2 separate regions of the Homo sapiens genome follow, and region 2 is linked to region 1. A link is a loop called in an ENCODE intact Hi-C map of the cell type or tissue named here. Cell type or tissue: heart right ventricle. All regions are shown on one strand. Each heading gives the region's core, and the rest is flanking DNA. Links, peaks and the distances in the headings are about the cores only. Region 1 holds the start of LOC105378631 (a long non-coding RNA gene). Region 2 overlaps S100PBP (S100P binding protein).

Region 1 (2,908 bases), core at 293-2,792:
CTCATATTCCAGGGGGAGAGAAAAGCAATAAACAAGTGAGCTGATGACCAAATGAAATATCTTCAGAGACCGAGAGTGGCTATGAAAACAATGAAGTCATGTGGTGGAGAGTGGCTGGGTGGGGCGACGTTACATGGTGTGGGCTGAGGGGGAGTCACCTGAACTGACACCTGAAGGCAAAGGAGGCAGCAGCACACAGCACAGGAAGGGAGCTCCAGCCCCAGAAGAGCAAGTACCAAGGCCCTGGGGCAGGAGCAAGCTTGCATGTTGGGGAAACAGAAAGAAGCCAGTGAGCCTGGAGCTTTATAAGCAAGAAGGAGGCAGTGAGGGCAGGTGGGATTGGATAACACATGCCTCCAGGTGTGGAAGGGAGGTTAGGTTGATCCCACTCACAATGGGAAGCTTCGAGGGGAGATGAGATGGGATGTGATTTGCATTTTAAAAGGCTCACTTTGCCCGCTCCAGTGTGCAGGCTGGATGGCAGAGAACAGGAGTGGGGGGCCAGGTGCCCTGTGAGGAAGCAAGGAGGGTGCTGCGGTCTCACGGCCAGAAAGGATGCAGTGTTGGCCTGGGTGGTGGCAGGGGACAGAGAGAGAAGTCGATGGAGGATTTGGGATGTTTTTTTTTTGTTTGTTTTTGTTTTTTTTTTTGCAGGAGGAGCTGATGGATCAGACATATAGGAGGAGATGAAAAGGAAGCAGGGCAGAGGTCAGCCCTCCAAAGTCCAGATTCTGAAGCCAGAAACCCCTGGCTGGGTGACATAGGGCCAAGTAACTCTAGCTTTCTGAGCCTAAAATGCCTCCTCTGGTCAGGGGTGGAGAAGAGGAAGAGAGAAAGAAAGAGGTAGGAGGACGGGGGCGGGGGGTGGGGGGGATGGGGAGGGAGGAGGACGGGGAGGGGGGAAGGGAGAAGGAGGAGCGGCAGAATAGAGCCTTCTAATCGGGTAAAGGAGACCTCCTCAAATCTCTTCAGTTCTTCAGAGTCTACACAGGAAGGCTCCCATCCAACAGCACTCAGAGAGGTTGAGAATCTCACCCAGTATCACAAAGCCAGTCAGTGGCAGCTCCAGGCCTCAAAGCCTGGACCCTGGCTTTGCCTTTGGAGACAGATTCTCAGCTGCACACCAGTCACCCAGATTCCTCAGAAACAGTGGGGCCAGAGGCCCCATTTTAGAGGCTCAGAGTGGAAGGCAGTGGAAGAGGTGGAGGCAGCTAGGGGAAGATGAGAGAGGGGTAGAAGGACAAAAGCCTGGGAGTGAAGACTGCCTTTACGTTCACTCCTCAGCTCAGCCCCAGACTGCCGGAGTGACCTTGGCATCTGTTCTCACTGGCGAACAGCGGCCATCCGCAGTGAAGGTCTGACCCTGAGTCTCCAGGGTCGGTCCACCTCCCACAACCCAAGTCCACGGAGGACCTCCCTCGTGGCTCTGCACAGCCTGGGCACAGCCAGCAGAGGGCGCCACCTCAGCCACAGTGAAGCCCACATTGCCCCAGCGCAGGAACAGCCCCAGGAGGAGGCCCCGGCTGGCAGAGGCTGCCTTGCCTGCTGCTTAGCTCTCAGGAGGTCAACTCCCAGGCGAGCCGACCACAGACGCAGCAGCCAGGTAGAGCCTGCATCTTGCTGCCTCTGCCTGTAAACATGTCTCTGAACCTCTCTGAGCCGCAGTTTCCCCATCTATAAATGGGCCTAACAATAGTGCCTGCCTCATAGGGTTCTGTGAGGAGTCAATGAAGATCAGCCACATAAGGGCTGAGTTCCTAGCAGCTGCCATTTTTATTAGCAGTAGTGGCAGTTGTATCATATCTTAAAGCGCCTGACACAAAGTGTGTCCAATCAGTGGTAGCTACGATGACGACAAAGATGATGACGAGGATGTTGCAGGGACTCGGTCATTGCTTGTCTCAAATTTCCTCACCAGGGTGTATCCAGTGCCTGCCAACCTGGGATGCCTCTAGTGAGGGGCATTGCTGCCTTCCTGGCAACACTGCCAGACCATCCTTTTGCTGAAAATTGCCTCCTGGAAGCCATCCCCCTACCTGGCCCACCCAACTCCCCGCTCAGGATGATGCAGCTGGCCCAGCCTCTGGCCTCAGGCCCCTTTGTTAAAAGTCTGCATGAGAGGTCTCAGAGAAGGCTGGAGGACAGATCCAGCAGCTGGACTCATCCCTTTGCTGGAAGGGAAGGGAACCCGGGTGGCTTCCCAGGCAGGAGATTCTCAGTGGGTCTTGTTCTTGCTGCTCAAAGTTCCTTTTCTGCACACTGGGAAGAAATAAGTGAAAGAAAAAATCCCTGTGTTGTCTAAACCTCCCCTCATACCTCCGACCCAGGAATGGCTGGAGGCTGAAGAGGGAATATGATGGCCCAGAGTGACAAGCCCAGGAATGCTGGCATTCTAGTTGGCTCTGGTCCCACCTGCTGCCAGACACACCCATCTGTGTTTGTGGGTCCCGGGGTGAGTGCTTATGGGTCTGGCATCAAGGGGTCTGGTGAGGAAGGCAAGAGTCCAAGGCTTGGAGCCAAACAGTTTGGGCTCACACATTGGCTCAGCCCCGCACTACAGTGTGACCTCTGGCAAATCACTCTCCTGGCATCCATCCCAGCGTGGTGTTTGGGGAACACAGGAGATGTTACATGTGAAGAGGAAAGCGCAGGACCTGGCACGTGCTAAGTATCTATAAATGTTGCAGTGGGTATTATTATAAAGTGCAAGTCCCTCATTTCCCCGAGATGCTCTCTGCATCTGAGTGGGCCAGGGTGGCTGTGGGAGTGGGTTATGTCAGGCAGGATGATGTTCTGACCCACTTCTGGGTCAGCGGGCCAGGGCTTGAAGCGCCATGCCCGTGCCTGCATTTGCAAGGGTGTGTGTGTGTGTTTGGGAGGAGGAAGGGGTGTGCATTGGATGTGCATG
Region 2 (2,908 bases), core at 102-2,601, 48 kb before region 1:
TGTTATTTTTCTTGTCTTTGGGCTTCAGCCTATGTCTCAATCTTTATTGCCATGCTATATATTAAGATACAGCACTAGCTCTGAATCAGCCATGAAAGAGCTGAAAAATCTTGGGCAATTTATCTAACCTTTTTGAGCCCGATTCCCTATCTGCCAAATGAGTGTAATAATCCCTGCCACGTAGGGTTTCTTTTTTTTTTCTTGAGATAGAGTCTTACTCTGTCCCTCAGGCTGCAGTGCAGTGGCACGATCTCGGCTCACTGCAACTCCCGCCTCTCGGGTTCAAGCAATTCTCCTGTCTCAGTCTCGAGTAGCTGGGATTACAAACATGCACCACCATGCCCAGCTAATTTTTGTATTTTAGTGGAGACGGTGTTTCACCATGTTGGCCAGGATGGTCTCGAACTCCTGACCTCAGGTGATCCACCCGCCTTGGCCTCCCAAAGTGTTGGGATTATAGGCATGAGCCACTACACCTGGCCAGGTTTTTTTTTTTTTTTTTTTTTTTTAAGATTACAGAAAAAGATTACAGTTATCTCATTTGAAGCACTACTGTTATACGTGGTACACAGTAGTGTTCACGAATAGGCTTTTGTAGCCTTTAGTTAAAAAATATTTCCATAAATAGTGTTTTCAGTGCTTTTCTTATAACTAAGAATCACCTTTCCTTTTGCATTCCTTTTCCTCAAAAAAGCAGGATGTTCTTAACAAGGATTCTGGGAAGATGAAAGGCCATGAGAGAAGACTAGGCAAAGTCATTCCTGTTCTACAAACTAAGACCAGGTAATGTAAAGTATAATTAAATATTCTGATTTATTTTGGTTCTCTTCAATTTCTTTCTTCCCCTCTCCAGTTTCCTCTTAGTGCAGGGAAAAAAATCCCTACTCCAGGAGTAAGCAAACTTGAAGTTCTAGCACTACCAACTATGTGACTTTTGGCAAGTCAATTAATCTCTTACCTCAGTTTTTATGCATGAAATAAGGCTAATGATGCCTCCTCTGCTGCTTGACAGGGTTATTTTGAAAGCAAAATAGACATATTAGCGAAAACACTACAAAGGTAAGATATCTTCTCCTGTGCATGGGGCAGCCTGGTCACATATATGATAAGAGGTTAGAATAATTTTAACGAAAATGTTAAAATACAAGTAGTAGAAAATCATTTTGTTGTCCCTCCCAACTTGCATACAACTACCCTTGCGGAAAAATTCCAGTAGGGGTTGCAAATTTGCGTCATCTTTTCAATTTATTCTCTGGTTGCCAGGAGATGGCAGTATCTTTACATGGTCCTTTTAAATTGAATCTACTAGAAAAAGCTTTTTTTAAAATGTTGGATCAGATTAGCTTCCTTACAGTGAGATTTAAAAAAATTCTTTTGATTATACATTTATTACATTAATTTTGCTTAAAAAATTTAATTAGGCCGGGCGCGGTGGCTCACACCTGTAATCCCAGCACTTTGGGAGGCTGAGGTGGGCCAATTGCTAGAACTCAGGAGTTCAGTACCAATCTGCGCAACATGGCAAGACGCCACCTCTACTAAAAATACAAAAAAATACCCAGGTGTGGTGGTGCACACCTGTGGTCCCAGCTACGAGGAAGACTGAGGTGGGAAGATTGCTTGAGCCCAGGGGACAGAGGTTGCACTGAGCCGAGATCATGCCACTGCACACCAGCCTGGGAGACTGACCTTGTATAAAAAATAAAATAAAAATTTAAATTATTACAAACAAGGCTAAAGTTTCCTTTGACTATCATCCCGAATCCCAGTTTCCTGGTTTTTTATTTTGTTTGCATAATTGAGAGAAACCTTGTGAATTGCTTACAATGTAAGTGATAATCAAAAGCTCACAACTCAGGCTACTTGGGACAGTAATAAATTTGCAATCTCAATATTCTCATCCACTGATTCTTTAGTACAGTCAGTCAGTATGAGTATGGGCCAGAAATTGCTCTCACCAAGGTCACCATTGCTCTGATGGCCAGATCTAGTGATTCTTTTCAGTCTTTATCCCATTTAACTTTTCAGTTTCACTCTAGAAAGCTATTTTCTGACTAACCTTGAATTACTCAATAAATACTTTCTCTAGGGACTAGTAATCTTCACCTTTCTATTCCTTGTTAGCAGGAGGTTGTATCTATTTCCTTCTCTTCGTCTTTTTTTAAATTATTTGATTTTTTTAGAGACAGGGTCTCACTCTGTGGCCCAAGCTGGAATACAGTGGTGTGATCATAGCTCACAGCAGCCTTGAACTCGTGGACTCAAGTCATCCTCCCTCCTCAGCCTCCTGAGTAGCTAGGACTACAGGCACATGCAGCCATGTCCAGCTAATTTTTTAAAAAAATTTCTTGGGTCTCACTGTGTTGCCCTGACTGGTCTCAAATTCCTAGCCTCAAGCAGTCCTCCTGCCTGATACTCCCAGAGTGCTGGGATTACAGGTGTGAGCCACCACACCCAGCTTCTCTTCTTTTTCTCTTGATTCCATACTCCATTTTAGTTTTTTTTGTGTATGACTAATACTGTCCTCTGCCTCTCGATCATAAAGATAATTTTGCCTCTGAAACTTAGTTCTAATCAATCAGCAGTATATCACTTCTCTCTACAAAACGCTATATTCCTGTTTCTAATGGGCTGTTTTTCTTTTTTCTGGTTTGCTTTATTCAAGGACTAATGTTCCGACGTTTTCACAGTCAAATCTAGAACAGCAGAAGCAGCTTTATCTCAGGAGTGTCATTGCTCATATAGAAGACCCAGAGGACACTAACCAAGGTAACATGGTACCCAGAGAAAGGCATATAAAACATGTGATGTGACTTTCTCTTTCCGGTGTAACAGCTTAAACTGGGAGATTGTTTAGAATTTTCTTAAATTCTTGAGAAAGATAACTTCCTTACTTAAAAGATTTTCA

What was found. A loop is a pair of places that touch in the nucleus more often than their neighbours do. Peaks named below come from ENCODE experiments on the same cell type or tissue, not always from the same donor. Only the 100,000 strongest peaks of a DNase experiment are listed, where the experiment ranks them.
Region 2: it touches region 1 in a loop (2.1-fold over the local background); 34 of 110 quality-filtered maps call a loop at or near these places.

The regions. Positions count from the first base shown.
Region 1 is chr1:32,875,373-32,878,280 of GRCh38, forward strand. LOC105378631 (a long non-coding RNA gene) reads left to right here and starts at 597. Exons shown (of 3, transcript XR_947160.4): 1 at 597-843. RefSeq lists an enhancer at 1,246-1,415. In heart right ventricle, for the core only: CTCF peaks have their summits at 1,452 (motif pointing right) and 1,651; DNase peaks (open chromatin) are centred at 1,449 and 2,589.
Region 2 is chr1:32,827,299-32,830,206 of GRCh38, forward strand. S100PBP (S100P binding protein) reads left to right here. Exons shown (of 7, transcript NM_022753.4): 4 at 695-783; 5 at 2,666-2,769. Among named protein-coding and RNA genes, the nearest start is that of S100PBP, 11 kb to the left of the region's middle. In heart right ventricle, for the core only: a CTCF peak has its summit at 1,282 (motif pointing right); no DNase peak of the experiment used is centred there.